Regions from separate parts of the Homo sapiens genome. Here region 1 is linked to region 2. A link is an interaction called in ENCODE POLR2A ChIA-PET data of the cell type or tissue named here. Cell type or tissue: MCF 10A. All regions are shown on one strand. Each heading gives the region's core, and the rest is flanking DNA. Links, peaks and the distances in the headings are about the cores only.

Region 1 (15,789 bases), core at 3,535-11,534, 80 kb before region 2:
AGGAAAATAAATATATAGAGAAAATAGATTAATGGTTGTCTATGGCTAGGAATAGAAATGGGAATTCACTGCAAATAGGCATGAAGAGACTTTTTGGGGGTTACTGAAAATGTTCTAAAACTGGATTCTGCTGATAGTTAAACAAATCTGTAAATCTACTTAAAAAATTAAAATTTACACTTAAAAACAGGTGAGTATTATGGTATGTAAATTATACCTAACAAAAGTGATTTTTTTTAAAAAAAGAGTTCAAGAGTCTTCTACAGTGGCTGTTTCCTTTTACATTTCCAATGCTTGTATTGCCTATCTTTATCAGAGCCATTTTTGTCAATATGAAGGATTATCTCATAGTTTTAATTTGCATTTTAGTGGCCGGGTGCAGTGGCTCACGCCTGTAATCGCAGCACTTTGGGAGGCCGAGGTGGGTGGATCTCTTGAGGTCAGGAGATCGAGACCAGCCTGGCCAACATGGTGAAACCCCATCTCTACTAAAAATACAAAATAGCCGGGCATGGTGGCGTGCACCTGTAATTCCAGCTGCTTGGGAGGCTGAGGCAGGAGAATCACTTGAACCCAGGAGGCAGAGGTTTTAGTGAGCCAAGATCATGCCACTGCATTCCAGCCTGGGTGACAGAGCAAGACTCTGTCTCCAAAAATAAATAAATAAATAAATAATAATTGCATTTTAGTAACGACTAATGATGTTGAGCATCTTGTCATGTGCTTATTGGCCATTGGTGTATTTTCTTTGGAGAAATCCCTGTTCAAACCCTTTTTCCATTTCCAATTGTGCTATTTGTCTTATTATTGAGTTGGGATAAACATCCCTGTCTTTCCAGTCTAGCAATTAAAACAACTAAGTAAATTCGTATTTATCGAAAAATAAATTTAGAAATTTATTAATACATTTTTTTAAATATAGGTTCTTACTGTGTTGCCCAATATGGAGTGCAGTGGCTATTCACAGGCTCGATCACAGTGTACTGCAGCTTTGAACTCCCAGCCCTCTCGTCCCAGCCTCCCAAGTAGCTGAGAATACAGGCATGCACCACCACACCCAACTTTAAATTCACTTATGTATTAAGGTTTTAAAAGACCCTTACGGCAACATATCAGTCCTTTTTTTTTTTTTTTGAGATGGAGTCTAGCTCTGTTGCCCAGGCTAGAGTGCAGTGGCATGATCTCGGCTCACTGCAAGCTCCACCTCCCGGGTTGAAGCGATCCTCCTGCCTCAGCCTCCTGAGTAGCTGGGATTACAGGCGCCTCCCCACCATGCCCAGCTAATTTTTGTAATTGTACTAGAGACAGGGTTTCACCATGTTGGCCAGGCTGGTCTCGAACTCATGACCTTGTGATCCAGCTGCCTCGGCCTCCCAAAGTGCTGGGATTACAAGCGTGAGCAACTGCGCCCGGCCATATATCAGTCTTTAAATAAAAGCCAAAGCCCTTTCTATGGCTTGCCAGCAGGGTTGAATCTCTGATTACTTCTCTCTTCTCATCTAATTCAAATTCCTTCATTGACTTTCCAGCCCACTAACTGTTGATGTTCCTTGGTGGTGCCAAGCAGGTTTGTGACTCAGAGTCTTTGCACCTGCTCTTTCTTGGGCCAGAAACCCTCTGACTCCAGATAACCTCATGCTCCCCCTGGCTCCTCATTCTTACCTCAAGTATTTTTTTCCCTGCCTTCCTCCCTCCCCACTCACTCCCTTGCCTCAACTCTTAGGTCACATTCTTAGGGAATTCTTTCCTGAGCAGAAAACTAATTCATTAATTAATCAATTTATCCATATAGCCTTTTGCTCACTGCATATTCATTGAGAACCTTTCAAGTGCCTTGAAGTAGTTTGGGTGTTATGGGTACACCAGTGAACAAAACAGACAAAATTGCTTCCCAGAATAAGCTTACTTCCTGGGGAATGGTTTGGGAGAGAAGTGCAATAAAATGTCATCACTATCAGGGAGTGACAACAGAAGGATCAGGGGACAGGGTCTCAGGTGTTGTGCCATTTATAAGGGTGGTCAGGTAAAACCCATTTGGTAAGATAAAATATATGAATGGGGAACTATAGGAAGTGATAAAATAAGACTTGCAGATATTTGGAGGAAAAGCATCCTAAGGAGAGCAAAAATTCTAAGGAAGGAGTGAGTCTTGTGAAATATGAAATAGTCCAATGCAGTTGGAGCAGTGAACCCAGGAGGGGTAGGAGATGAAATCATGACAGTATATACAACAGGGGGCCAGGTCATACAGAGTTTTAAAAACTGTTTTCAAAACTTTAGATTTACTTTGAGTAAGATGGGGCATCAGGGAAGTGTTCTAAACCAGGGAGTGAATGATTGTGAATGATTGGGCTAATATTTAATTCTGTCTCTCTGTCTGCTGAGTGTAGAATAAATCATGAGGCAGAAACAGGGTGACCAGCTAAAAGCCTTCCATGATATCCCAAGTCAGAGATGATGGTGGCTCAGCAGTGGTAGCACTGAAGGTAGTGAGAAGTCATCAGATTCTGGATATATTTTTTAAATTTATGGGAATAACTTTTTAAATGTACAATATTTCTCATAGTGATAAGTCCCATGAAAAAGAATTAGGAATAAAGTTTGAAAAGGAATAGAAGAGGGCCATAGGTTTGGCAATTTTTAAAAAGCTGACCATGGAAGACCTTTCTGAATGAATGACCTTTGAATAAAGATCCAGTTGAAGTGAGGGAGCAAACCACGTGGGTATATAGGGAAATCACAATCCATAGGGTGGGAACAACAAGAATAAGAACCCTAAGGCAGAAGCAAGCCTGGTATGTTCAAAGAACTGTAAGGAGTCTATGGACAGTGTGAGATTGTGGGTCAGAGAAGCTCGGGACAGTGAAGCAGAGCAGAAAGTGAGGGGGCTGGAAAATAGACAAGGTGAGATTGGGGGACAAAGAGATGAGTATGGAGAGAAAGACTGAAAAAGAGATGGGGGACTGAGAAAAAAGAGACGGAAAGACTGAGTGTGGGAACAACTGAGGGGTACTGAAGATATGCTGAGGGGCAGAAAGAAAAGACTGAGAATAAGTGGGCAACTGGGGTTCCAGAGGAGGTGCTGAGGTGGGGAGAGACAGAGGTTGAAGGACAATAAGGCATGCAAAGGAGGAATCTGAGATAAAGAGAAGGTAGACCGAAGAGCGGAGAGGAGGAGACTGAGACAGCGAGGGCTACTGAGAGCTGAGGGAAGAACAGACTGAGAGGCCCAGAGAGAAGAAACTGGGAGTTCCGATGCTGCATCAGCAGCCTCTGTGTACAGACTCTGGCGTCCCTGCCCCGCTTTAGCAGTTCCTACAGACGCTTGACCTGCCAGGAAAGGAAAGAAACCTGAGCCTCTGCTGAAAGGTGATGGATTTAAGGCCCGGCTGCTGAGGATAAGATAAAGGTCCTCCTGGGGGAGAACAGAGTCCCGAACACCATGGCCGTCTGGCTTGCCCAGTGGCTGGGCCCTCTGCTCTTGGTTTCCCTCTGGGGACTCTTGGCTCCAGGTAAGAGGAGGCTGAGGGTCAAGCAGGGCATCCTAAGGGGGCCAGCCTGACTTCCTTCCCTCCATGTCCCACAGCCTCCCTTCTTAGGCGCCTGGGTGAGCACATTCAGCAGTTTCAGGAGAGCTCTGCCCAGGGCCTGGGCCTGAGCCTGGGGCCAGGTGCTGCAGCCCTCCCAAAAGTGGGGTGGCTGGAGCAACTGCTGGACCCCTTCAACGTGTCCGACAGACGATCCTTCCTACAGGTGAGGCCGGGAGACGGGGAGTCCACTAACCATCCTGCCCTCTCCTCAGTCTCCCTCATCTCTTCCTCAGTCTGCACTTTTTTCTCTCTCCACACCTCAGTTCTCCCCATCCCTCTGCTTGAATCTCATGTTATGCTTGCTGTCAGTATCCCTTTTCCTGCCCTTTGTAGATTTGGCCTTACTCTCTCCTCTCCTCGGGGTCCCACTCGTTTTGTCCCTCAGATCTTGCCCTTCACCATTTCTTTCTCTCTGTCATTCACATTCACTGCTCCTCCCTACCCCCTTGTCCCTGTCCAGACTGGACACAAAACCTACCACCAGGTCTCAGTAGGTAGCAGAAATTTGAACCAGCTTTGGAATCAGACCTAGCTCACAACAGGCACTCAAAGATATCTATCGAAAGAAGGAACAAATTCGCCATTTTTCAGTGCTTCCTCTGTATTTAGTCTCCAAATATCATCCCACTTGGATCTTATTCCTAAATCCATCTGCATTTATTTCTTATTTTACAATTATTACTTCAAGAAATAGCAAGTTCCTTCAATGTGAGAGCCACTCCCTCAGTTCTGGGGATATAAGAGTGAAAAACCAGGTCAAAAATTTGCTTTTGTATATTTTGCATTCTAGATGAGGAGATGAACAGGGGAAAAGTGAGCAAGTAAATAAACAAGCTCATTTCAGACACTGTTAAGTACATAAGGAAAGATCCATTAGGAAGAGAGACTGGAACAAATGAGGAATTGAGAATAAGTCAGGACTCTCACAGTGCCATTTCTTCTTCCCCATCCCACCTCTCAGCGTTACTGGGTGAATGACCAACATTGGGTTGGCCAGGATGGACCCATATTCCTGCATCTAGGGGGTGAGGGCAGCCTTGGGCCTGGCTCAGTGATGAGAGGTAAGAGGCAATGTTGGGGGAAAGGAGTTGGGATGCTGGTGGGGACCAGGAAGGGGAGCTGCATATTGCAATGCTGTGAGACCTGAGGAGTGAAAGGGCTTAAACTCAACTTGCATCTCACCTCCCCACCCCCCACCCATACACTCTTCACAGGCCATCCCGCAGCCTTGGCCCCAGCCTGGGGCGCCCTGGTGATAAGCCTGGAACACAGATTTTATGGCCTGAGTATACCTGCTGGAGGCCTGGAAATGGCCCAGCTCCGCTTCTTGTCCAGCCGCCTTGCGTGAGTGGAGGAAGGGAAAGTGTTTATGGTCAAAGGACAGGAATGTCTGTGCTTTGGCATCTCTGCATCTGTGTCTCTCTCCTCCACTGTCTGAAGTCAACCTCTGAGTCTCTGGTTCCCTCTGTTTTCTTCTGTGTTTCATAGGGTCTTGTTTTTTCTCTTTCCATTTCTGGGTCTCTGACTCTCCCTATCTGTCTTTCTCTTATCCTGTGTTCTTTCTATTTCTGCGTCTCTGTCTGAAGTAAGCCACTGTATCACTGTGCAGACCACCAGCATTCCTTACCTGGATTACGGCCACAGCATTCTCACCATTTTTCCTGCTCTGCCCTTGACTTCCAGGTGGAAATCAGAGTAATTCTGTTAGAGCATAAACCAGGACATGATCCTCCCTGGCTTAAGTCCCTCAGACATCTTCTGTATTGCTTCAGAAGTAAAGCAATTTTGACTGTATTTGACTTCAGAGTAAAGTCAAAGCTTTTACAGTCGCCATGGAGTCCAGTGGGTTTTGGCCTCTAGTTAACTCTGACCTATACTCTCTCACTTTCACTGGGCTCCAGCTACATTGAAGTCCTCACTGTCCTCCAGACTTACACGCACATTCCTGCCTTGAGCCTTTGAACTCATCCCTCTGCATGGCGTGGCCTTCCCCTAGATGTTTTTATGCCTCTCACCCCAGCCTCCTTCAGTGCATCTCACTCCTATTAACGACCGCCACCATTTTTCCAACTTTACTTCACCTGCTTTTTGTTTCTTTCATCTGCTTTATTCTTACAGAACTTAGCTTTTTCTTTCCTCATTGGTATCTCTGTCTGTGTCTGTAACAGTCTGTTTGCCTGTCTCATTTTCTCCGTCTCTGTATCTACATCTGTGCCTCTTTGTCTCCATCTCTGTCTCTCTGCATCTTAATCTTTTCTACAAGCGAAACGGTTTTCTAACTGCAACAGGATGGTACCAACTGCAAGCCATTCAGAAAGGTTAGGGAAGAAAGAAAGCCCTTGGGAGGAGAAAGAGGATGTTAGACATATCCAAACTTCACTCTCCATTTCTCTTTGTGTCTGTTCTCTCTCCCAATACCTTGCAACTCATCAGGTTAGGACCCCTCCTTCTCCTCTTAGTAGCCCTCCTTGAGTGCCCTCAACCCTTCCCTACATTTGTCAGGTTTTCATCTAAACTGACTTGGAAATTTTTCCTCTCCTACCTAAAACGAGAAGGGAAAGAGGGTGGTGGCTTTCTAGAAAGTGGACGAGGACAGGGTCTCCCTTGGCCTAGGCACACATGTTCTGGGAAGTGTATGTGGCTTGGAGAACACTTGGAAACACGTCATGAGAAAACGGCCCTGGTTTCTGGCCAGATTCACCCATTCATGTCTCTGGATCCGGGTTTCCCCCAGAATGGGGAAATCTTCAGGGATTCCCAGCGATGAGGACCGACCGAGTCCCCCCTTTGACCCTAGGCTGGCTGATGTGGTCTCTGCCCGCCTGGCACTTTCCCGCCTCTTTAACATCTCCTCCTCCAGCCCCTGGATCTGCTTCGGAGGCTCCTATGCCGGCTCCTTGGCCGCCTGGGCCCGGCTGAAGGTCCTGCGACTCCTCCGGGTGGGCTGGGGGGAGGGAACTCGGACTCCAGGGCCCCAGTCTCAGATAATAGGAATACCCTCCCACCACGCCCCTACCTTCCTCCCGCGCCCAAAGAATTTTGCACAAGCTGTCCTCACAAGAGCCCGAGATTACACAGCGAGTAAGTGACACAGAGGCAGAAAGATATGCGATTCCAACCCCTCAGCCCGCAGGCTGACGGCGTCTCCTCCCTTAGTTCCCCCATCTCATTTTCGCGTCGGTCGCCTCCTCCGCCCCGGTGCGGGCCGTGCTGGATTTCTCCGAGTATAATGACGTAAGGATGGCGGGCAGCAGGTGCGGGACGGGGAGGGGTCCCAGCGGGCGGAGTCCCTTGACACTTCCGGATACCTTCCTCTGCGGTCCGCCCACAGGTGGTATCCCGAAGCCTAATGAGCACCGCGATCGGCGGGTCCCTGGAGGTAGGAGGTGGGGCCTAGTCCGAGGGGGACTGGGAGGGAAAAGAGGCCTCGGATGCCAGGGAAGAGGAGGCCAGAGAAGGGCGAAACCTGCAACGTGGCGGGGTCTAAGGAAGGTCGGAGCTCGGGGGAATACGCAGGTTTTGGAAGAAGGCGGGAGCTGACGAAGAGGAGGGGCACCAGGAAAAGAGGCGCTCCCCAGAGAGGGCGGGGTTTGGGCAGGGACAATCCTATCCGGAGGTGAGGCTCAAGGTGGGGCGGGGCCACAATGGAGGACGGGGCCTGCAGGGAAGACCCGAGAAGGAGGGCTGCGAGGCAGGGGATTGGGGGCGGGGGCCTGGGGGCGGGGGCCTGGGCCAAGAGCTAGGTCTGCACCCTCTGAGTCCCGCTAGGGGAAAGTGGGGAACCCAAGGAGGACGCAGGTCCTGGGTAGGGAAAGCCGAGGCCCAGCCTAAGTCTTGGCGGACATCGCCTCTTGCTTCCCACAGTGCCGGGCGGCGGTGTCCGTCGCCTTCGCTGAAGTGGAGCGGCGGCTGCGCTCGGGTGGGGCGGCTCAAGCAGCATTGCGGACGGAGCTGAGCGCTTGCGGGCCCCTGGGCCGCGCTGAAAACCAGGCGGAGCTGTTGGGGGCGCTGCAGGCACTGGTGGGAGGTGTAGTGCAGTATGATGGGCAGACGGGAGCGCCGCTAAGCGTGCGACAGCTCTGCGGACTTCTCCTCGGGGGCGGGGGCAACCGCAGCCACTCCACGCCCTACTGCGGGCTTCGTCGGGCGGTGCAGGTGAGCACTCCCTGGCACAGCTGGGAGGAGTTAGCGGACAAAGATTCCTGCCCCACTTCCGTTGTGTGATCTTGGGCAAGCGAGAACCTTCTCTGAAACTTCGTTTTCTCATCTGTAAAATGGGGATAACACTTCACAGGGCCGATGGGAAGATGAAATGAGGCGGGTCATGTAGAGCAATCAGCTGGGAGCCTGGCACACAGTGTGCGAATGTTAGAGACTGCGATTATTACCTATTTTGCCTATCCTGTCCTGTTCTCTTTTGGGGGGCCTGCAGGAGTGCCTGGCACATGGCAAATTCTCACTTAGTATTTTTAGAATGAATGAAAAAATGTTATCTCTGGGGATAGGGTTCTCCTAGGTACCTGGGACTGCAGCCTCTAAATCCACAACTGCAATCCAGCTGTCGCTTTTCCAGCACTGTCTGGACCAAGTGCTGTATAAAGTGCTTCACATATATTATTTCATTAAGTTCTCAAGAGATAGGCACTATTATTATCGCCACTTACAGAAAAGGAAACTGAAGTCTGAAAGATTATCACTTGCCCAAGCTCTCACAGGTAATAAGGTCTCAGTCTTCTAGTGCATTGATCTCTAACTCACAAGGACCCAGGCATCCACCCCCTCTGACCACTGACTCCCAGGAGAACTCAGGAACTCACCCTTCTATTTCTGACTTTTGACCTCTGGGGACATAGGCCTCTGCACCCTGGCTTGCTGGGAAGAGAGGAGGAATTTATGTCTTATGTATGTACATTGTTCCCTAGATTGTCTTGCACAGCCTGGGCCAGAAGTGTTTAAGCTTTTCCCGAGCAGAGACAGTGGCACAGCTGAGGAGCACAGAACCTCAACTGTCTGGTGTGGGTGACCGGCAGTGGTTGTATCAGACATGTACCGAGTTCGGCTTCTGTAAGTGACTGGCCTAACCCTAACTTTGTCCCCTCAAACAACCTTTTTACTATGCCCAGAGAAGTCATCTTACAGGTGGTCTGGACTCATTTCGACCCAGCTCTCAGGCACTGTGTAACCTGCAGATGTTGGGCTGGAGAAGGTGGAAGCCATACTAGTGTATGCATGTGCTTGGCCCTCACATGCCTCCTCACGCACACACTGAGGTCTCCACTTGAGTGATCTTCCCTTCAGCCTATTCTTTCTCTGTGTCCCCATTCCAGGGATGGCCCCCTTTCCCCATCCACCAGACTAGAAACTTGAGCCTTGTTTTAGTTGCTTCCTTCCCATTTTCTAGCTAGCCTGTCAATTACTGAGTCCTCCTCACTCTGCATGGACAACTCTGTAGTCCATCCCTTGTGCTTTCTATGCCTACCTCTGCTGTCCTGCTGGGAACCTCCATTCTTTCTTGCCGGGATCCCTTCCCAGCCGCTTCTCTGGTCTCATGGTTTTCACTTCCTCTGTACAATCCAACTTTTTCATAGCATCCACAGAGATCCTTGTAAATATAACCTTGTCCCTCCTGTACTCAAAACCACAGCTCCTCAAAGACCCCAGGGTAGTGTTGCCAGATACAATACAGGATGCCCAGTTAAATTTGAATTTCAGATATACAACAGATTTTTTTTTAGTATAAGCATGTCCCAAATACTACATATGGTAAATTAAATGTTCAAATTCCAGCTCCATTTTCTACTCGTAATCTTGGGCAAACTTGGGCAAGTGACTTACTTCTCTATGCCTGTTTCCACATCTATAAAATGGGAATACAAGCAATATTTCTCTCATAGGGTTGTTTCAAGGACTAAAGGAGGTAATATTTGTAGCATTCTAAGAATAATGCAGGTCTACAGTAAGTATTCCATAAACCTCTTGCTATTGTTATTATTATAAGGCTTTACATATTTTAACCCTCTTAATACATTAGTCTTCCTAACATCTTAGGAACTTTGTACATGCTGTTCACTTTGCTTGGATTATTCATCTTCAAGTCTCAATAGGGTGGCCTCCCTCAGGAAGCCATGATCCCTCAAGATAAGTCAGCCTTGCCACCTCCGACTTCGATAGCTCTGTGTTCTCCTTAGCATTTTACACAGCCTGTCATAATACATTTTTTATTGCCTGTCTTCCCCTCTGGACTGAGTCCTGTGACAGCAGAGCCTGGAGCTGTCTTGGTTGCCACCATGTGCCCAACATTGTACAACATTTATCTGAGCACCTGGTAGGTGGTCAACAAATAGGGAGGGAAGGGATGAATTAATCTGATGTTACAGAAGTTATCTTTACCCTGAAAGCACAGTGAGCTATGGGTTTTAAGCAGGGCAGACATAATACAATTTGAGCTCCGAGCATTCCAGACCTTTGCACGTGCTATTTCTTCTATTTACTATGCCTTCCTTCTCTATCTTTGTTTGGCTCAGTTCTACTAATTTCTCAAGGTCTTATCCTTTGCAGGATGCTTTCCCTGAGCCCATCATGTTTCCTCTGGGATCCCTGCCTTGTGGCCTTTTTCCATCACAGCCCTGATCACTGTGGGCTATCACTGTCAGGGGACTGTGTGAGTCTGTCTGCCAGGACTGTAAACTCCTCGAAGGGAGTATTAGAAATGTTCTGGTCATCACTGAGGAAAGCTTTGAAAATGATTATTGAAGGAGAGTGGTGGGCTGCCTGTATACCCACACTTACAGGTATCTCCCTACACAGATGTCACCTGTGAGAATCCCAGATGTCCTTTCTCCCAGCTCCCAGCACTGCCCTCCCAGCTAGACCTATGTGAGCAGGTGTTTGGGCTCTCAGCCTTGTCAGTAGCCCAGGCTGTGGCTCAGACGAACTCCTACTACGGTGGCCAGACCCCTGGGGCTAACAAAGTGCTGTTTGTTAATGGTGAGCATGCTATCAAAACCTGGCTGCTAAGCCTCCACCTAGCCCCAGCTCAACATAGCCTCATCCTCTCCCAGCACCCATCTACCTAGCCCCATCCTATCCTTTCTTTCCAGGGGACACAGACCCCTGGCATGTGCTAAGTGTAACACAGGCTTTAGGATCCTCAGAATCAACTCTTCTTATCCGCACTGGCTCCCACTGCTTGGACATGGCACCTGAGAGGCCCTCAGACTCCCCCAGCCTCCGCCTAGGGCGCCAGGTAAGAGAAAAAAGGCTCTGAATCATTTGCATTCTCATTTGAATAATCACTTGCATGTTCCCTCCTTCTGCTGGTGCTGAAATCTGACTTTCAAATTCTTCCCACCTCCCCACAGAACATCTTCCAGCAGCTACAGACCTGGCTCAAGCTGGCAAAGGAGAGCCAGATTAAGGGTGAAGTCTGAATCTCATACCCTTTCCACTCCCTGCATGGTCACCTCAGTCCTGGACATACTTGTTCACTGAACAAAAGAAAGCAGCTTGTTTTGAAAGAAGAAACTCCCAGGAATTGGAATTCAGCACCTGTTCCGCACGTAATTGGCATGTGTCTGCAAACATCCTTATTCCCAACTTAAAGTGCTTTATTGCAGAGAGTTATGGAAATATAAGTGGATGATTATTCTCATTGTAAATATTGGTATTTTGAATGTTAAATGTCAAACAAATGTGACTTATGCTGGTGCCCTCGCCCTGCTGATCAGATTCTGGTTCAAATTCTGCCACTCCAGCTCCTGGGTTAGGGGCTTTGCTGTAAGTTTCTTTTTCTGGACTTTAGATCCTGAACCTGTCCTTGCTTCTCAGTTTCTCTCACTGTACCCCTTTCCCTCAGTCTCTTCCTCTCTCTTTCCCCTGTCACTATTTGTCTTTCTAATCTCCTTCTGTTTCTCTGAATATCTTCATTTCTATCTCTGTGTTTCTGTCTATTTCTCTGTTTATCTTTCTGTCCTTCAATCTGTGTTTTTGTTTCTGGCTCTCCGTCAGTGTCTTTTTCTCTCCTCTCTCTCTTGCTCTGCCATGGCTATTTCCACTGCTCTATTTCTGACTCTCATTTTTGGTCTCTGTGTGTCTCCTAGTCACTTTCTTTCTCACTCTGTCTCTGTCTCTATTTCTGTCTCTCCTCTGCTGTGTCCTCAATCTCTCTGTCTCCCTGAGGCTCTATTTCTGTCTCTCCTCTGCTGTGTCCTCAATCTCTCTGTCTCCCTGAGGCTCTATTTCTGTCTCTGATGCTCTTCTTCTGTGTCTCTATTTCTCTTCCTGTCACTTAATCTTTTCCTTCTCTATCTCTCTTATTTAGTCTTCCTTCCACACCCTTCACTCACCATCTTTTCCCACAATCAAATATCACTCCCTGGTACTTCCAGCTTCCAACTCTAGGGATTCATGATTCTGGTGGAGATTCCTTCTTCCAGGGCCTGGGAGGATAGGGCTAATCCCAAGGGTGCCTGCTTAGGCTATGTTAGCTGTGACAGGAACCTGCCATAGATTTGCACTGTTCTTTCCTAAAGATCAATTATTTTCAGCAATAAATACTTCTCAGCTTTTTGTATGTCTTTGTATGCACAGAGATGGTAGTTTTAGAGTTTTATCCAGTTTCATATTTCCTTGTGGGTAAGAGGCAACCTCCTCATGCTGTCATACCAAAGTCAATCTCCACTACACTTTAGTTCTGCCTGTTCTTGATCTTTATATAAATGGAAACTTGCAGTATATATTATATGTTTTTGTGTCTAGAAGTTTGAAATCAAGGTGTCAGCAGAGCCATTCTCTTTCTCACAGCTCTAGGGGAGAATCCTTCCTTGCCTTCTAATCCTTCCTTGACCAAAAATGAGAGTCAAAAATAGAGCAGTGGAAATAGCCAGGGCAGAGCAAGAGAGAGAGGAGAGACAAAGACACTGACGGAGAGCCAGAAACGAAAACACAGATTGAAGGACAGAAAGATAAATAGAGAAACAGACAAAAACACAGAGATAGAAATGAAGATATTCAGAGAAACAGAAGGAGATTAGAAAGACAAATAGAAAATGCTTCTGTGCTTCTTCTGGCTTCTGGTGTTTGCCAGCATTCCTGTGTTCCTTGGCCTGTAGATGCATTACTCCAGTCACATGGCCATTTTCCCTGTGTGCCTTCACATCACCTTCCTTCTGCATGTGCCTATCCATGTGTCCAAATTTCCCCTTTTATGAGGATACCAGTTATCTTGGGCTAGGCCCAGCCTGTTGATCTGATTTTAAGTTGGTTACCTCTGTGAATACCCTGATTCCAAATATGATCACAGATTGAGGTACTGGGGATAAGGAGTTCAATATATCTTTTTTGGGGAGAAGATGGGACACAGTTCAACCCATACCACCACCAACATGATAACAAGTGAAGGCTATTTATTCAGCACTTGCTATACCAAGAGAATCCACCATCATCACTTGTGTTTGGCAGAGACTCACAACAGGCAGAGGAGTGGGAAAGCGCTATAGTGGAAAAAAGAGAAGGTTCTAGGTATGCCTTAACTGGAAGCTGTGGCATGGGGAAGCTGTGGGCAGGCTAACTAGAAGAGGGGCATCATATGTGATTGGTTGGGAGTACATGTATGGCTTTCCCTCATTGGTCCTTAGTTGAAAGCAAGAACAAAAATTAAGGAATTGTGAGTTATTATATTTAGTAAGTGCTGGCCATTTGGAGCCAATCGGTACAGGGGTATTATTGTTTGTCTTCCTCTACTGTTTGCTACAGATAGCAGCTTGACTTCCTGGACTGGTTACTGTAATAGTAGGTTGGCTTTCTGGGCTGGTTACTGCAGGTTGTAGGTCAGAAGTCTACTTTTACTTTTAGTTTGGCCATTATCCATTTGTATATTCAATTCTCAACCTTTGTCTGTTGGATCTCATGTGGCTTGGGGATTGCTCTCTAAGTTCAGGGAGTTTACAAGTCTACTGTGCATTCAGCCAGAGACAGTAACCTTTCTGGTCTTTTCTGAGCAAGCCCACCCTTATGCATGTATTCAGTCTTCCAGATCGCCAGAGATGAGTGGGTGGTCTCGATGACTGTGCATATGCACAAGGGTAGGGTGCCCTTCAGCCATCCCTAGATGTCATTTTTAAATTTCTGGTAGATTTCTAAATTAAATATATTAACTTGCATGCTTCTGTTAGTATCCTTGAGCTGTCAGCTTTCCCTGATTACTCTTCACTGTGACCTCTATTTTCAGCATTGCCCTTAGGCCAGATTTTTCCATGTTCTACTCCAAATAAAGTCAACCCCTTCACGCAGGGGCCCCAAGCAGCCAGTCGTGAAGGTTTGCCATACCTACTAGGGCAGAACCTCTTTAACACAGAGTTGGAGCTTTAGGGAAGTGGGAATAGAAGCCACCAGTCCTTCCTGTCCTCATGGCCTACTCTGGCCCTCTTGGAGTGGAACTGCCTTGCCAAGGAGTAGGAGTGGGGCTCACAGGAGCAATGAGAGTTACTGGTCCTCACAGACTACCCTTCATGTCTAGAGTGAGACTTCTACAACATGTTGGGAAGGGGAGAGATGGGTGCAACCCCTGGCTTAAGTGCCGCAGACTTCCATGGTCTCTACCAATACTCACTAAGTGATTTTCAATATTTTGTAGAAATTTGGTCAATTTCCAGAGACTTTAAATGGAAATCTTACCTGTACCTGGGATAAGTGAGTTACCGTACTTGTAGAATGTGGGAAGTTACTTTTAAGAGACAGTCTGGAGTATTTTTAAGTAAACAGCACAGTTAAAACAAGAAGATCTCGGCCAGGCATGGTAGCTCATGCCTGTAATCCCAGCACTTTGGGAGGCCAAGGTGGGTGGATCACCTGAGGTCAGGAGTTCAAGACCAGCCTGGCCAACATGGTGAAACCCCATCTCTACTACAGATAGAAAATTAGCCAGGTGTAGTGCCCAGCGCTGTAATACCAGCTACTTGGGAGGCCGAGGCAGGAGAATTGCTTGAACTCGGGAGGTGGAGGTTGCAATGAGCTGAGACCACGCCACTGCACTCCAGCCTGGGCGACAAGAGCAAAATTCCTTCTCAAAAAAAAAAAAAAAATGCAAAACTAGACTCTTATAGCTTGCAGACGAGAACGATGAAATCTCAGATGATTGAGCATCTCACAGAAACAAAGGCAATAAAACTCATATTTAAACCTACTCATCTAAATTTATGTTCAAAGCTTTTATTTCACTACTAGGGCTGTAATGTGGCCTGGAACACATGGCATGTATGTGTGTGCATATGTGTGTGTGTTGGCCAAAGAGGTTGGAGGAATTTTTTGATACAAGGTCAAGCACTCTCAAAAATTAAAATTCCTAACTAATGCTGTAGTTATGGGTCTTCTGCCAACCAAATTCAAGACTATCATTTCTCCTTAGGAAAACCTGCCTGGTGGTACATGCCTTTGTTAACATCAAATTCGTTAAAATTAAAATTACACACACACACACACACACACACACACACACACACTCGCATCCCTCCTGAATTAAACATTTTTCTGCAGCCACTGGGAATCAACTCCAACCATCCCCAGGAGCAGTTTTGTTTTTGTTTTTTGAGACGGAGTCTCACTCTATCACCCAGGCTGGAGTGCAGTAGTGGATCTCGGGTCACTGCAACCTCTGCTGCCCGGGTTCAAGCAATTCTGCCTCAGCCTCCCGAGTAACTGGGATTACAGGGGCCTGCCACCATGCCCAGGTAATTTTTGTATTTTTTAGTAGAGACGGGGTTTCACCTTGTTGGCCAGGCTGGTCTTGAACTCCTGGACCTCGTAATCCACCCACCTGGCCTCCCAAAGTGCTAGGATTACAGGCGTGAGCCACCGTGCCCGGCCCGGGGGCAGTTTTAAACATTATCTCCATAGCCAGAGTAAAAGGGCAGGCTGCTCTGCACCTGGCAGGGCCAAGGTGTCTCCTGCCTCCCTCCTCTGAATTTGCCCAACTTGAGCCTCAATGCCTACACCTTTTCCCAAATCTTGATGTTTCTCTTAAGGGAAATGCCCCTGACTCTGGATGCGCCCTGGCCTCGAGTTCCTCCTGGCATTGATTTGGGGGTCTTGGTCGTGCCCGGAGACAGGGAGAACTCAGAGTTCTGGAGAGAGGCCGTCTCCACCTGCTGGATTACCTGAGGTCAGGAGTTCAGGACCAGCCTGGCCAACATGGTGAAACCCC
Region 2 (15,789 bases), core at 3,746-11,745:
CAACTGCCACGTAAACTTACTCTGTTCTCTAGATATTTGAACAATACATGGCATCCAGCCTCTGGAAATCCCACAAAAATGTAATGAATTCATGTATAGTTGAGTATTTGTCCCTCTTTCATGATAGATTTGTCCCTCGTTCATGATCATTTTCATGTCAAAACTGAAATTTCTTTCTAAGAATTCAGTGATTGCTAAACTTTCATATGTGGAATATATTTATGCTGCTGTTTAGGCTGTGCTGGCTTCAATCAAAAGATCCAAGAAAACCATGAATATTTTGTATTCAAGTGACACAACACTGGGAATCTTACCTGTCTTTCAAAGTGGCATTGGGCTCATGGGGAACTTATTGCTATTCATTACATATATGTACATCTTCTTATTTTGGCCCCATCAGAAGAACCCCTTAGATGTGATTCTCATGCACCTAACTTTGGCTAATGTTATAACAGTTATCATCAGGGGTGTTCCATATATAATGTCATCCTTCAGACTTAGAAGTACTTTTGTTGATACTGGTTGTAAAACAGGGCTATACATTTATAAAATGACATGGGGCATTTGTGTATGTACTTCTTCTCTCCTGAGTACATTTCAGGCTGTTATCATCTGTCCTTGTCATTCCAAGTGGGCATGGCTCAAACCTCAAATCTCCCCATAAATTTTCCCTTATTGATTTATTCCTAAACAACAGGCTAATCAATATGTGGGTCATTATAAGCACCGTAGCCACCAGCAAATCCACTAATGTTGGACTTGTATATTCTCTGATATACTGTAAAACAAGACTGTTTATATACTACCATGCAATGATATTTCAAAGTGCCATGTTTACTCAAGGTTTCCTCTTCTTGTTCCTCATGATTTGGACTAGTTTCTACATGGTGACTATTTTCTTAAGGCATCAAAAGACGGTCTTTCATATTCACAGTATCAGTCTGTCTCCACAATCTTTTCCTGAAACAGAAGCCAGTCATGTTTTCTTCTTGCTGGTGAGCCGCTTTGTTTTCTTTTATGGGACTAACGTGTGTCTTTCCACTTATATTAGCTCCATGTATGAGAACAGCCTAATCCTGGAGAACATTACTAGTTTTGTTTCATCTTCCTACCCAATTATCTGTACTTTGATATTGATTAATTATGATAATAAAGTTTCCAGATTAACCTGTGCCATTTTAAATATGATTATTTCCCCCTGCTTACCACACAGCTTTCTATTGCATCAAAGAAATCCTGATAAAAATTATTTTAACCACAAGAGAATGTGTTTTTAAACTTTCCTGAGTTTAGAAATTTAGTCCTTTGGCCTGGGAGGTCCAGGCTGCAATGAGCCAAGATCACGCCACTGAACTCCAGCCTGGGAGACAGCAAGACCCTGTCTGAAAAAAAAAAAGAAAAGAAAAAGAAAAGAAAAGAAAAAGAAAAAGAAATTTATTCATTTGGCTGTCATACTTGAAGAGAAACAATATATAATAAAATAAAAAATAAATTTAGTCCTGATTGCACCTAGGCAAAAATTTGAGAAAAAATAATCCATTGTGACTCAATCTATGAAAGTTTCTTCAAGCATAAATGTCCACATTGCAGATGAATACGTAAAGTGTAAAATACATACAGATTCTAAAAACATGAAAAGTTATATCAATGCAAATTCTAATGTAGTAAAAATAAAGAAATGTAAGGACATGGTAAAATTCAAATTCAAAGTAGTGGTTATCTTTAAGGGGTTTGGAAGAACATGTGAAAAGATTTGGGAATTTAGATGACTTCACCTTCATTTGTAATCTTTTATTTCCTGAATTGACTTATATGTTTATTAGTACTTCACATCTGTATATGTCCAAAATGCCCTGTAAATAAGTTTAAAATAAACAATATTTGCTCTTATTTCTATACTTTCTTGGTATATTTCTCAAATTTGTAAACCATTTATTTGCACAAATTTTGCATTGGGTTTATAGAGTTGATTAGATTCATGGATTCCCAAAAGATGCTTGGCATGGAACACAATTTATTTCTGTTTCTAAATAGACACATGGACATAAGATTGTGCAAATTTCAAAGGATTCAAATATAGGGAGATTACAGGATGGGAAGTTAGATACACCTCGTCATACTTCCTCTATTTTGTAATTTAGACACAACAACTGACCAGCATTAAAGTTAAAATAGAAATCATAAGACTAATGAAATGAACTCTTCGTATTAGCCGGGCGTGGTGGTGGACGCCTGTAATCCCAGCTACTCAGGAGGCTGAAGCAGGAGAATCGCTTGAACCCGGGAGATGGAGGTTGCAGTGAGCCGAGAACGTGCTACCGCGGCCTCAGCTACAGAGCAAGACTCTGTCTCGAAAGAAAGAAAGAAAGAGAGAGAGAGAGAGAGAGAGAGAGACTGTTTGTGGCAATATGATAGCAAATTATAAACAACACCTAAGGCCATGCCAGACAAGAGTTAAGTCACACACCCATACACTTAAAAAATAAACTGTATTCTAACTGCCACAAGGTTAATTTTTTTCCTTTTTCTCTAACAGCTAAGCAAACATTGGCTTCAAGATAAATAATACTTAAAAAAAGTTACAGCTCACCACCCATCAAACACTGACTAACTGACCCCTCCATTTCACAAGCCATAACTACAGCTTTGATTAGGCAACAGACTAGTTTCAGTAACTTCTCCTAATAAAAAGACCACCAACCACAGACTGGTTCTGGCCAGTTTACAAAGGCTACTTCATGTCCCTGCTTTACCTCCGTGTCCCTGCTTCACCTTTTGACATATAGGGGCTAATTGTAATTTTTTAAATATCAAGTCTCAACCCCATAGTAACATAGTAAACATAAGTGACATGTAACTTACATGTTTACTTATCATGTATATGCACATTCCCCCTTTGAAAATATTCATAACTCCTCCTATAACCTGTTAAATATGTATGTTTAGCAAACCTGTTCAGCATAAAACTCCTGCCCAACCCCTCCTCCCTCAAAGTGTCTCCTTCTGGCTTTGGCTGGAAGCTACACTTTCCAACCTGTCAGTATAGCCAGCTTACAGGCTGTAACTATTTTTAAAAAGTAAAGTATTCTTTCCAAATTTATACATCTCATGATTTTTCAGTTGACAACAGTATAGTCTTGAATACATTTAAAAAAACAAAATGCTAAAAAAAAATAAACTTTTAAGGGCTTTTAGAAAGAACAGGAAACCATAATGTTCTAGGTCATAAAAGAAGAAAGCAAGAGAGTTAAAAGCAGAAAAATGAAATGGAAAACAAACATAAAGAAAATAAACAAAGCCAAGGGCTGGTTACTTGAAAATACTAACAAAATTGATAACTACCTAGCAAGTCTGATTAGGTATATTCTTATATATAAGAGTTCACATAAATTACTAATATCAGAAACAAAAAAAGGACATCACTATACATCCCTGCACACAGTAAAAAGTATATGAGAGAATATTATAAATAGGCTGGGCGTGGTGGCTCATGCCTATAAACCCAGCACTTTGGGAGGCTGAGGCAGGCGGATCACCTGAGGTCAGGGGTTTGAAACCATCCTGGCCAACATGGCGAAACCCCATCTCCATTAAAAATACAAAATTAGCCGGGCATGGTGGCTCACGCCTGTAATCCCACCTACTTGGGAGGCTGAGGCAGGAGAATTGCTTGAACCCGGGAGGCAGAGGTTGCGGTGAGCCGAGATCGTGCCATTGCACTCTAGCCTGTGCAACAAGAACGAAACTCTATCTCAAAAAAATAAATAAATAAAAATTAAAAAATAAAAAATAAATAAAAAAGGACATCACTATACATCCCTGCACACAGTAAAAAGTGTATGAGAGAATATTATAAATAATAACATGGCAATGCATTTGAAAATGTAGATGAAATGAAAAAATTCCTAGGAAGACACAGGTTATAAAAACTGATACAGGAAGTAATAGAAAATTTAAATAGTGCTATTAAACAAATGAATCAGTAATTTAAAAACCTTCTTACAGAGAACACTCCCAGCTTATACTGCTTCAAAGGTGAATTCTTCCAAATATTTATGAAACAAATAACATGAATCTTGCACAAACTCTCAAGCAATAGAGAGAAAGGAACACTTCCTAAAATATTTTGTAAGACAAGCATACTCTTGGGTATCAGACATATCTTATGTGCCACCTCTGATTCTCTTGCCATCTTACCTTGCAACTTGTTTTACCCCAATAGTCATGGCAATCAATTTCCTCTGAGTGCAGAAAACAACAGGACTTCACTGTTCACCTCTGTTGAACTTCTCGTCTTCTGCTATAAGGCTTCTCTGCTGCTGTTGAAACATGAGCTGCTGAGCGATCTTTGATATCTGCACATGCCCAACTTCTATATGTAGGGCTATTAATGCTCTATGGAGCAAAACTTTGATCAGTTGGATATAGTAGCTGACCAATAATTTTTTTTTTTTTTTGAGATGTGTCTTGCTCTGTCACCCAGGCTGGAATGCAGTGGCATGATCTTGGCTCACTGTAAGCTCTGCCTACCCAGTTCAAGCAATTCTCCTGCCTCAGCCTCCCAAGTAGCTAGGATTACAGGTGTGCACCACCATATCCAGCTAATCTTTGTATTTTTAGTAGAGATGGGTATCACTGTGTTAGCCAGGCTAGTCCTGAACTCCTGAGCTCAACTGATCCTCCCGCTTTGGCCTCCTAAAGTGCTGGGATTACAGGTATGAGCCACCATGTCCAGCCGTGACCAATAAATTTTTCCCACTTTCTTCCCCTAAATAGCCTTCCCTGAGATTACACTCCTTAATACATTAATAATACATTATAATTTGATTCAGTGGATGCTGTTTACATGAGTGTGTTCAGTTTGTGAAACTTCATCAAGGTTTACACTTACAGGTGGAGTTTTATGTGTGTATGTTATGCCTCGATAACATGTTTAAGATGATATTATTTGCAATATCTCCAAAAAACATTTTCAACCTAGAAATAACTCTTATAAAACTGTGCAGGACCTCTATTCAGAAAACAATAAAACGTTGCCAAAAGAATGTAAAGAATACCTAAATTATTCTAACGATATACTGTATTAATTGAATGCAAGAATAAAAGATTACAATTCTCCTTAAAATAAATTATAAAGTCTATGCAACTAAATTAAAAGACACTATTGTTGTGAAAATTGACAAGCTCATTCTGAACATTCTATAACCAGGCAAAGATCCAAGAATAGCCAAGACAACCTTGAAAAGCATAGAATGAGAGGATGTACACAGATAGATATCAAAGTTTATTATAATGCTATGATAATTAAGATAGTAGGCAATTTTCATAATGATATAAAAATAGAAGTGTAACTAAATACAGCATCCAGAAACAGAACCAAATATTTGTACACACAATTTATGAAAAAAAAACAATGTATAGTAGTGAGGGAATTGGTGGTCTTTTTAATATGTCATACTACATTCTTTGGATATCGAATGGGGAAAAATAAGTTTTGACCTATAAATTATATAAACAAAAGTTAATATTGATGGATTTTAAATGTAAATGTGAAAGGTGAAAGTATTTCACTCCTGTGTATAAATCTAACAAAATGAATACATATGTACACTGTGACATATACAAAAATGTTCCTGTTTTTTGATGTTTATTTGTAATAGCCCCCAAATAGAAACAGCATAAATGTCTATCAGCAATAGAATAAATTGGTTAGTAAAAATACAATGAACATTGTACTGCCATGAAAATGAAATTACTGCTACATTTAGTAACAATGATTAATTTACAGGCATACTTGAGTAAAAGAAAAATACAAAAGAGGGAAAACAATACGACTCCATTTACATAAGTTGTAAGGATAGGAAGAAGTGAACTCTGCTGTTAGAAGTTGGGATGGTTGTTACCTTAGAGGAAGAAGGCAAAAGTGACTGAAAGACAGCATAAAGGGAGTCTCTGAGGTGCTGGTAATATTTTATTTCTTGATCTAGATGGAGGTTACTCATAGGCTTCCTGTGTGAAAAGTCATTTACCTATACCCATATGATTTGTACTTTTATTAAAATATGTTCTAAATCAATTCTTTAAAGGTTTGTTTTAGACAATGAAGTGATAAAACATTAAAGAAACCTAAGAGACATGTAAAACAAATGTAAAAGGAAATGAGAACACAGATAAGCAGAGCACCACAACAACCAGTTGCTTATGCTTTTAGAGCTCTTGCTCATGGAGGCAAATTTGGGCTTATGCTTTGGCAGCTTCTAAATTGAGGAAAACCGAAGTCACTAGGACCTGCTGAAAATGGAGAACCACTCTACACGTCCTCAGTGTCATACATGCAGATTAATAATAATCTAGAGAGAAAACTCAACTATCATCCCTAGTGAACTGCCCGAAAAGTAGTCTTGTCACTTAGGAATGCACCAAGTAAAGAAAAGAAGTAGAAAATATCTTCATCTTGATAAATCAAAGCCACAAAGGTGACCTACAGTAGATCGGCATCCTGGAAGTGCATTTCCTGAATAGTCCAGGGAGCCTTAAGTTATAAACTTAACTTATTTGAGATTTGTATTGCTTATCAATTGCTGTAACAAATAACTCCAAATGTAGTGGTTTAAAACAACACATTTATTATCTTACTGTGTCTGTAACTTGAAAATCAAAGTGTTGTATTTGGGTAGTTCCAGCTTAGGGTTCCTCCTGGGGTTGCAATCAAGATGCCAGGCTAGGGCTCTAGTCATCGTAAGGCTTGACTGTGTCTGGAGGATCTTCTTCCAATCTCCCTAGTGGGTGTTGGCAGGAAGGCTCACTCCCTCCCCAAATAGGCTACTAAACAGGACTGCTGGTGACATAGTAACTGGCTTCCCTCTAGAGCTTATCTATCACTTACATTAGACACAAAGACCACCCCTGGTACATAGGGAACTACACCAGGGCAAGAATACCAGGAGGTAGAGATTATTGGGGGTCATCTTAGAGGCTGCCTACCAGATAGGACCTCTGTCCACCTATGACCCCAGTCTCTCTCACAAAATACACTCGTCACCTTCCAAAAGGGCCTAAGGGTTCCAGAATTTAGCATTTAAATCACATCCAAGTATGTATGAGACACTTCGGGTATGGTTTCTTAAGTATGCCCACTCAAATACATAGAGAGAAACCTTACTGCACAAACCAGAAAACGCCACTACATCTGTTTTGTTTTGTTTTTTGAGATGGAGTTTTGCTTTTGTTGCCCAGGCTGGAGTGTGGTAGCATGATCTCGGCTCACTGCAACCTGTGCCTCCCTGGTTCTAGCGATTCTCATGCCTCAGCCTACTGAGTGGCAAGGACTACAGGCATGCACCACCATACCTGGCTAATTTTGTATTTTTAGTAGAGACAGGGTTTCATGATGTTGGCCAGACTGGTCTCGAACTCCTGACCTCAAGTGATCCACCTGCCTCTGCCTCCCAAAATGCTGGAATTACCGGTGTAAGCCACTGCACTTGGTCTGCCACTACATTTGGGCAAGAGGTTGACCCCTTTACTCTCAAAGTAAAAGTCTGGTATTGTACCAACCAAGCCACATAGGTCCTAAGAAGATATGCTTATTCATATTGAGAAATGATTTTAGCACATATCACTAATGTTGACTGGTATTGTAAATGAATTATTGGACTCAGAAAAGACAGCTAAGGAGGTGGTTTGAATTCCATGGAGTCAATTCATTGAACAGAAGTGTATTCATGTACTCTGAACATTACTTGTATTCGCTAGTGAGCTGTTACCTGTTTGTTTTTCTTTCTTTTTTTTTTTTTTTTTTTTGCACTAAGTCTAAGAAATCAAACTGGTTTATATAGGATTAATGTAAATAGGATCAATACAACAGTCCTTACTCATTTACCTAAGATTTGTAAAAGGTAAGACTGAAGAGGTGGAACCAACTGATTGCCTTCAGCAAATAGTTATTGAACTTAACATTCGCACCCAAAAAAAGACTTTTCTGGTGACCAAGAAAAACAACAAAACTAATGACAAAGGCAGAGAGGTGGAGAGCAACTAGTTTAAAACAATAAAGTTATTATATGTTGTCAAATACTTATTAAAGCAAATAATTAATAAAGGAAGAGAATGTCCTGGCAATTAACAGAAGTAAATGTGGGTTTATACAACGTAGTAATAAAAAAGCATCTCAGCTGAGCGTATGCTTTTGTTTGTCCGACACCTGGGAGGAAAGGAATTTTCCAATGTAGGACGGTGTGGATCAGTGAAGTAGGTGAGTTTTGGGAGAATGGTGAGATTTCAAAGGTGGGAAAGAAACACATAACAAAGAGCAGAAGCAGAAATGAGGGTTTTCAGAAACTGTTGAATGCATGAAAACCTAGGGACTTGGTTTTTGTTTTTTGCGTGTCGATTTAGCTGTAAAACTCATAGCAGAGGATGGTTTCGATCCATCGACCTCTGGGTTATGGGCCCAGCACGCTTCCGCTGCGCCACTCTGCTAAGCGGTTTCTGAAGACCACTGATCTTAATTTCAATCATCAAAATCACCTTTCAGTACCGACAAAATTTTCATTGTCTAATTATTTCATTTTGTATCTGATCGTTTACACTGTCCCTATCTCTGCCAAGCAAGTCGAAGATTCGCTACCCGATAATCAGATGGCCTCAGGTCATAACCTCCAGATCTGTGCTTTTCCAACCTGCCAAAGATCGTCTGAGCCTCTTAGCAAGCACTCGTTTATCATAGCGAGCCTAGGAGGAGGGCGCCAAGCAAAACACTAGGTGTAGTCTTCTCGAGTAGAATCCAGGCAGTCGTGGAGCGAACGCAGCTGCCACCGGAGAGGAATCGTGTTAACAGTCTTATTTGTTTCTGTCAAAAAATTTCATAGACAACCGTAGAAGAGATGTTTTCCCCTTGATGCAGTAAAAATGATTAATTTTATTAAAGTTCAACTCGAGTTGTGTGTGTTCTGTGTGACGAAATGGGAAGTATACATAAAGGACTTCTGTTGCATACCTCAGCACAATGTTATCTCCCGAAAAAGCACTCCTCCAACTTATTCCGTTGCAAGCATAACTAGTGGCTTTTTCAGAAAACACCATTTTTATTTGAAAGAATGATTAAGAAGCTATGGTTATTAAGACTTGGTATTTGACAGACATGATTTTTTTTTTTTAATTTTTAATTAACCAAGTGAGCCTGCCACTTCAAGGAAAACAACTGACAGTATTTGTGACCAATGATAAGATTGGGGCTTTCTAGCAAAAAATTTGAATGTTGCAAAACTTGTATCCATTATCATGAGCTTGACAACTTCCAACTTCTGACTTTAATGAAATTGTTCGTGATAGCAGTGTAATTTTAAGAAGTTTAGTTGACAGTAAGTATTGTACGTATATATGGGATATAGAGTGATATTTCGATACATGTATAAATATGTAATGATCAAATGAGAGTTTTTTCATTTGCTTGCAAAGGCACAAGATTTTAAGCAAAACAAAAACGGTGCCCCTGAAATAAAGAGGATAAACCTGATGTGTAGCTCAAATTATTACATGACAGCTGCAATTTCGATTGGATCCCTTTTGGCGCCGTTTTGACAGAAACACGAAAAAATAATAATAAACTAATAAAGATAAGATCTTCCTCTTCTTGTAGCTTATATCAATCAGGGAACAGAGCTTTTAGGAAGTCCCTGAACACCAGCTCTCGTTTGTAGCTTCCTTTATGATGACGCTAGACAGGGTCATTCTGGAATATTGCAAATGTTTTATCATTAGTAATGTAAGCTTTTGGATGATGATGGAACATGGGCTAAGGCTAGCATGCTCGTATTTTTTTTTTCTCATTTACTCTATCTCCCTGTCCACACTAAGACTGAAGGACTGCCCTCTTTGATTTTCCTTGGTAAAGTGCTCGCCACTCGGGCTTGGAGCCCGAGGACTCTCATCGAATTGCTAGTCACATACACAATTAACCAACTTTTCTTTCACGAATTATTTCTGATGTCATGTCTAAGAACTCTTCAGGCAAGGAGCGATGTCTCACGCCTGTAATCCCAGCACTTTGGGAGGCCGAGGCGGGTGGATCGCCTGAGCTCAGGAGCTGGAGACCACCGAGGGCAACATGGTGAAACCCCGTCTCTACTAAAAATACAAAAAAATTAACCAGGTATGGTGGCGCGCGCCTGTAGTCCCAGCTACTTGGGAGGCTGAGGCAGGAGAATCGCTTGAGCCCCAGAGGCGAAGGTTGCAATGAGCCGAGATGGTGCCACTGCACTCCAGCTTGGGCTACAGAGTGAGACTCTGTCCCAAAAAAAAGATAACTCTTCACCTAGCCCTCTGTTCTCAAATCTTTGCTACTGGCTAAGGTCAAACTCAACTCATTTCTTGATGTTTCCTCACTCTAAGCAAGTAAAAGTTGCATTTTTAGCGCCTGGACAGGGACTTGAACCCTGGACCCTCAGATTAAAAGTCTGATGCTCTACCGACTGAGCTACCCAGGCTCCTTAGGGAACTGTTTCATACAGTTCTACAAATAGGATCAATGATTATCACGGTTCAGTGATCTTACATGCGAAAAGAGTAATTCAGTGGAAGTTCCACAGAATCAGTTCAACCACCATTCGTTTATGTTTTCTTCAGGTTGATAGAAAAGAAATGTAAGCAACATCAAAAAACCAAATTCTTATTTGTGTGGTTCGTGGAAAGAAAAATAAACAAGAAAACAACTGATTGCCCCTAATAAATATTTATGTAATGTTTAGTTAAATCCGTCAGCAGTGTCATATTTACTGCGCAACAAGAAATAACCAAAAAAGACACAAAGAGGAACAAAGAAACAATTAAAAAACAAAAACAAGAGAAGTGGGAAGTTGGCCGGGAGCGGTGGCTCACGCCTGTAATCCCAGCACTTTGGGAGGCCAAGGCGGGCGGATCACCTGAGGTCAGGAGTTCGAGACCGGCCTGGCCAACATGGTGAAACCGCCTCTACTAAAAATACAAAAGAAAAAAAAAAAAAGTAGCCAGACGTGGTGGTGCATGCCTGTAATCCCAGCTACTCAGGAGGCTGAGGCAGGAGAATTGCTTGAAGCCGGGGGGTGCGGAGATTGCAGTGAGCCAAGATCGCGCCACTGTACTGCAGCCTGGGTGATAGAGCGAGAATCCGTCTCAAAAAAAAAAAAAAAAAAAAAAAAAAAAGTGGGAAGCAACCAGTGGAAAGCAATGGTAAGAGCCTGACAAATCTCATAAAATCTCCCATTATTTTTTTCTTGGTGCAAGAAAAAAGCAAGTCATTAAAAAGGAAGAGAATGTCGTGGTGACTGTGATGGGCCTACTTTGTACTTTTCACTGCTCTGGGGTGTTCTTGCCTGTCTAAAAGAATTTTGACAAACGTGATACCTACCACAATTTTTTCAGTGGACATCTAACGTTTTTCATTAAGTTTAAATTTTTCTGAAGGATATAGTGACTTGTATCATAGGAATCTAAAAACCACAGTAATTTAATACTTACCAGCAACCTTTTAAAAGAGAGAGGTGAACATTGCTACCTCTTTAATTGTGGAAGATTTTACATTGATCCTTTATTTCTCTGCATTCATAGTGCCATTGCCTGTCTCTTATAGAATTTTTATCCCAGTACAATGTCATTTTGTAGTTTTTTCTTGATCTTTCTATGATACTTCTTTGGACCAAATATAGGTATAAATATTGAAGTCCATTGTTATTTCCTGTTACCCAAAATGTGTGTTAAAAATAGTTTTTCTGGATTGTGTTATATTTGCATCTACTGCTAGTACATAATCAAAACATAATAGGTAAATAACAATTTTAAAGCCCCTTTACTGAAAGGTGTAATGGAAGTCAATGTGGAATTTGTCATCCCCTTTCCTCCAAGAAATTGTACACAATATGCAAGTCCACCTCGATGGATGGAGGCTCTAACTTAGTATTCCCAATTGTTTCCATGTTGGGAGCTCGAGAGGAGAGAATTTTTAGGCCTGGAGCAATGTGTCATAGGCAAACAACTACCAGAAATTTATCAAGTGATATCTTTCCATGGAGTGCCATCACTGATTTGATTATCAGACTTTTAGGGAAAATACAGAAGTAGATTTAAACTCTGAGTTGCCTGTAGGCCAGGATGGTTTTGATCTCTCAGTCTCTGAGGTCATGAGCCCAGCAGGCTTCTACTGTGCCACGCTGCTTACGAATAGGTAGCACTGCTAATATTCCGTTCAATTTTTACTGTTTTTCCAACATGAAGATGGTTTCATTGTTTTCCTGAGTCTTTTTCATTCCTTCCTCCTTACTCACTCCTCCCTTTTTCTGCCTCTTTAAAATTGGCCCCTTCAAGAAGCAGGTGTCTTCAGTCCCTCCATCTCTACGCAGTCCCAATCTGTCAAATATTTGACCTTTGAAGTCCTTTCTTCAAAAGCTTCCTTGAGCTCAGAGGAGGAACTACAGAGAGAATCCAGGAGGAGCCCAGCAAGCAAAGCCCTCGGGAAACCCTGCTTGAGAAGAACCGGGGGAGCTATGGAATTAACACCTCTGCCTCAGGGAGCAAGTGTCTTAACCACCTCCTATCAAAAATCTCAAAGGGTTTTCTTTGCATGGAAGGGAGCCAGACTTTCAGAATTTCATTTCTGATTGGATAACGTTTGGATCCGTTTTGACAGGAACCAGGAGTTCCTGTGTTTGAAAACCGGAGCTTATTTCAGGCAACTGGGCTTTTGTTGAGGCTGCCTCTGAGTTGGTATGTTCTAGGAGTTACCTGACTATATGCCAAATAATTTTCTTCCACACAGAAGTGACTAGAAGCCACATAAATATTGCCCACCAAACCCCAATTTTAAATCTCTACAATTTAACTTTCCAAAAACTCCTGTAGTCGTTCCTCCGACAGAACAAGTGTGACAGAGAAGTTGAAGTGGAAGGGACAGTGAAATTCCTGATTGTTTCATGTCCTCTCTTGCTTGTGGACTTTGCAGTTGCATTTTCACTGGAGGGTCCTCCCCTTTTCTTATTTGCCAGTTCCTACTTGTCCTTCAGATCTCAGTTTAGACATAACCCATTACCTCTTTCTGAAAGTTTTTGCTGACTCCCCAAGAGTGGTTTTAGAAGCTCCTGGAATATACACAGGATTCCTGAGATTATTTTAGTTATATTAATAGTACTTACTATTATATGCATAAATTAAATGATCGCTTACCTGATCCTACCCTAAATATTAGCATACTCAGGGCTCAGTCCTTAAATACCATATATATACAAATGCTTCTTTCCATCTTGGAATGCTGCTTCACACACCAGACTCGCTACCTTTTTTTTTTTTTTTTTGGGGGGACGGAGTCTTGCTCTGTGGCCCAGGCTGGAGTGCAGTGGCACGATCTCAGCTCACTGCAACCTCCCCTGCCTCCCAGGTTCCAGCGTTTCTACTGCCTCAGCATCCTGAATAGCTGAGATTACAGGCACATGACACCACACTCAACTAATTTTTGTATTTTTAGTAGAGATGGAGTTTCACTATATTGGCCAGGCTGGTCTCAAACTCCTGACCTCAGGTGATCCACCCACCTCGGCCTCCCAAAGTGCTAGGATTACAGGTGTGAGCCTTGGTGCCTGGTCTGCAGCTGCTTTTTTGACAAGCATTTTTTACCTTTCAAAAAAATAAACTCCTGGTTATTCTTCCAGGCTTGCTTCTCAAGAATCTTCCCCATCTCAATAAACAGCCAGTCCATCCGTGCTATCATCTGTGATTGCTCTTTCCTTCAGATCCTATATCCCATCAGCTCTACCTTCAAAATATATCCATAACCTAACCATTTTTTTTTTACCACTTCCATTGCTACCATGCTAGAAAATCTATCATCACATCTCACACAGATTTTCACAATATGCTCTTCACTGGTCTCCCTGCTTCTATTTATCACCGCCCTCTTACTATGTATTCTAAATGCAGCAGCAGTGCCTCTGTTCAAGACTCTCCCAGGGTTCCCTTCTCATTCAATTTAATAGCCAAAGTGCTTCTAGTGGCCTGTGAGGGCTCTTCTCCCTGTTCTTCCCCTCTAGCCACAAGACCCCCTTGCTCTTCCTCAAATGTCAGGCATACTCCTGCCTCAGGCCTTTGCACTTGCTGTTTGCCTGGAAACTCCTTTTCCCAAATATGTGCCCTGTTCCTCTCCTTATCCCCTTTAGGTCTTTTCTTAAATATCACTTTCTCAGTGGGGACTTCTCCTGTTCGACATCTTTAAAAATACAAAACATTGAAAAAAAAAAAAACACCAGCCATTGCTATTATCTTTCCTGCTTTATTTTTCTAAGTAATGCTTATCACTATCTAGTATATTACATATTTTACTTATTCATTTCATTTCTTTGCATTTCACGTTAGAATACAAAATCCATGAGGAGAGGAAGTTTTGCCCATTTTATTCACAGCCATAGCCCCAGTGCCCAGCAGAGTACTTGTGATGTAGCAGCTACTCATTAATAATTTGTTAAATAAATGGTTCACCAGAGTACAAGGAAACACTCAATACATAAGTTTTTCCTGAAAGGGGACAGGAATGGTCTGTTCATTGCTAAATGTTCTGAACTCTGTTTGTATAGCTCCCTGTTGTGATTATGTGTGTAAACCTGACCAAATTGCTAACCACAGGGCTGTTTAATCACATTGATCCACCATGCTGGTCAGTGCTTGTATGAGAAGTTAAAGCTTGACCCTGCAGTAGGACTAAGCATCTGAGACTTACAGTCCCATCTGGGGAGCTGCAGGTATTGATCCGCGTAATCCCTAATTCTTTCCAAACCTTTTCTCTGTCCAGAAACAAACACTGACTCCTGAGCTCCTGGCTCCTAAGAATGAAGATAACACATGAAGCCTTGAGGGAGTGGGAATCTGTTCTAAGAAGACATACTTTTCTCTGAGGTCTCTTATAGGGCTTTAAGAGATTTTGTTTGTTAATTTGGCTTATATTTTGAAAAGGTAATACACTCACAGAGTTTAAAAGACAAATAAATAGTTACAGTGAAAAGTTTCCTCCCATCCGTCACCTACCTACTTGGTTTCTACCCTTTCCTTCATCCTCCAGAGGTTTCTGCTATTATTAATTTCTTGTCTATTCTTCTTTATCTACTTGCATATAAATACAAATATAGATTCATATGTTCTGGACCTTGCTTTTGATACTTCACAATATATTTTGGAACTCTTTCCACATTAATATATAAAAAGCTTCCGTGTTTATGTTTTTCTATTGTGAAATATACAGAGAAGTAAATAAGACCTACGTGTAGAGCTTTGAAAAGTAGTTTTACAGTGTACACATGTTTAACCATAACTCAGGATAAATAGAGCAACGCTGTCATGCCTCTTCCATTCACAACCTCTGCCTTGCACACTCTCTTCACTCCCACAGAAAATCACAATCCTGACTTATGGTAATCATTTATTTACATTCTTTTTTTTTGTTTGTTTTTTTGAGACAGAGCCTCTCTCTGTCGCCCAGCCTGGAGTGCATTGGGGTGATCTCAGCTCACTGCAACCTCCGCCTCTCAGGTTCAAGTGATTCTCATGCCTCAGCCTCCCGAGTAGCTGGGATTATAAGCACACACCACCACATCCGGCTAATTTTTGTATTTTTAGTAGAGACAGGGGTTCACCTCGTTGGCCCGGCTGGTCTCAAACTCCTGACCTCAGGTGATCTGCCAACCTCGGCCTCCCAAAGTTCTGGGATTACAGGCATGAGCCACTGTGCCCAGTCCATTTATTTACATTTTAATACATTTTACCACCTACACATAT

Evidence for each region. Peaks named below come from ENCODE experiments on the same cell type or tissue, not always from the same donor. Only the 100,000 strongest peaks of a DNase experiment are listed, where the experiment ranks them.
Region 1: POLR2A ChIA-PET joins it to region 2 with 10 read pairs; 3 of 35 experiments call an interaction of 5 or more read pairs at or near these places.

What each region holds. Positions count from the first base shown.
Region 1 is chr6:27,244,296-27,260,084 of GRCh38, forward strand. It overlaps PRSS16 (serine protease 16), which reads left to right and starts at 3,406. Exons shown (of 12, transcript NM_005865.4): 1 at 3,406-3,512; 2 at 3,587-3,753; 3 at 4,552-4,651; 4 at 4,805-4,934; 5 at 6,388-6,511; 6 at 6,747-6,824; 7 at 6,922-6,969; 8 at 7,455-7,745; 9 at 8,513-8,654; 10 at 10,398-10,577; 11 at 10,691-10,836; 12 at 10,952-12,325. The coding sequence starts at 3,443. The coding sequence ends at 11,020. RefSeq lists enhancers at 6,457-6,506, 6,637-6,706, 6,847-7,216, 7,487-8,007, 7,597-7,766 and 1 more. In MCF 10A, for the core only: a CTCF peak has its summit at 7,550; DNase peaks (open chromatin) are centred at 7,176 and 7,666.
Region 2 is chr6:27,324,576-27,340,364 of GRCh38, forward strand. It overlaps TRX-CAT1-5 (tRNA-iMet (anticodon CAT) 1-5), which reads right to left and starts at 8,481; the gene lies at 8,410-8,481. It overlaps TRK-TTT6-1 (tRNA-Lys (anticodon TTT) 6-1), which reads right to left and starts at 10,487; the gene lies at 10,415-10,487. It also overlaps the pseudogene VN1R10P. RefSeq lists a silencer at 8,406-8,485. In MCF 10A, for the core only: no CTCF peak of the experiment used is centred there; DNase peaks (open chromatin) are centred at 8,436 and 8,736.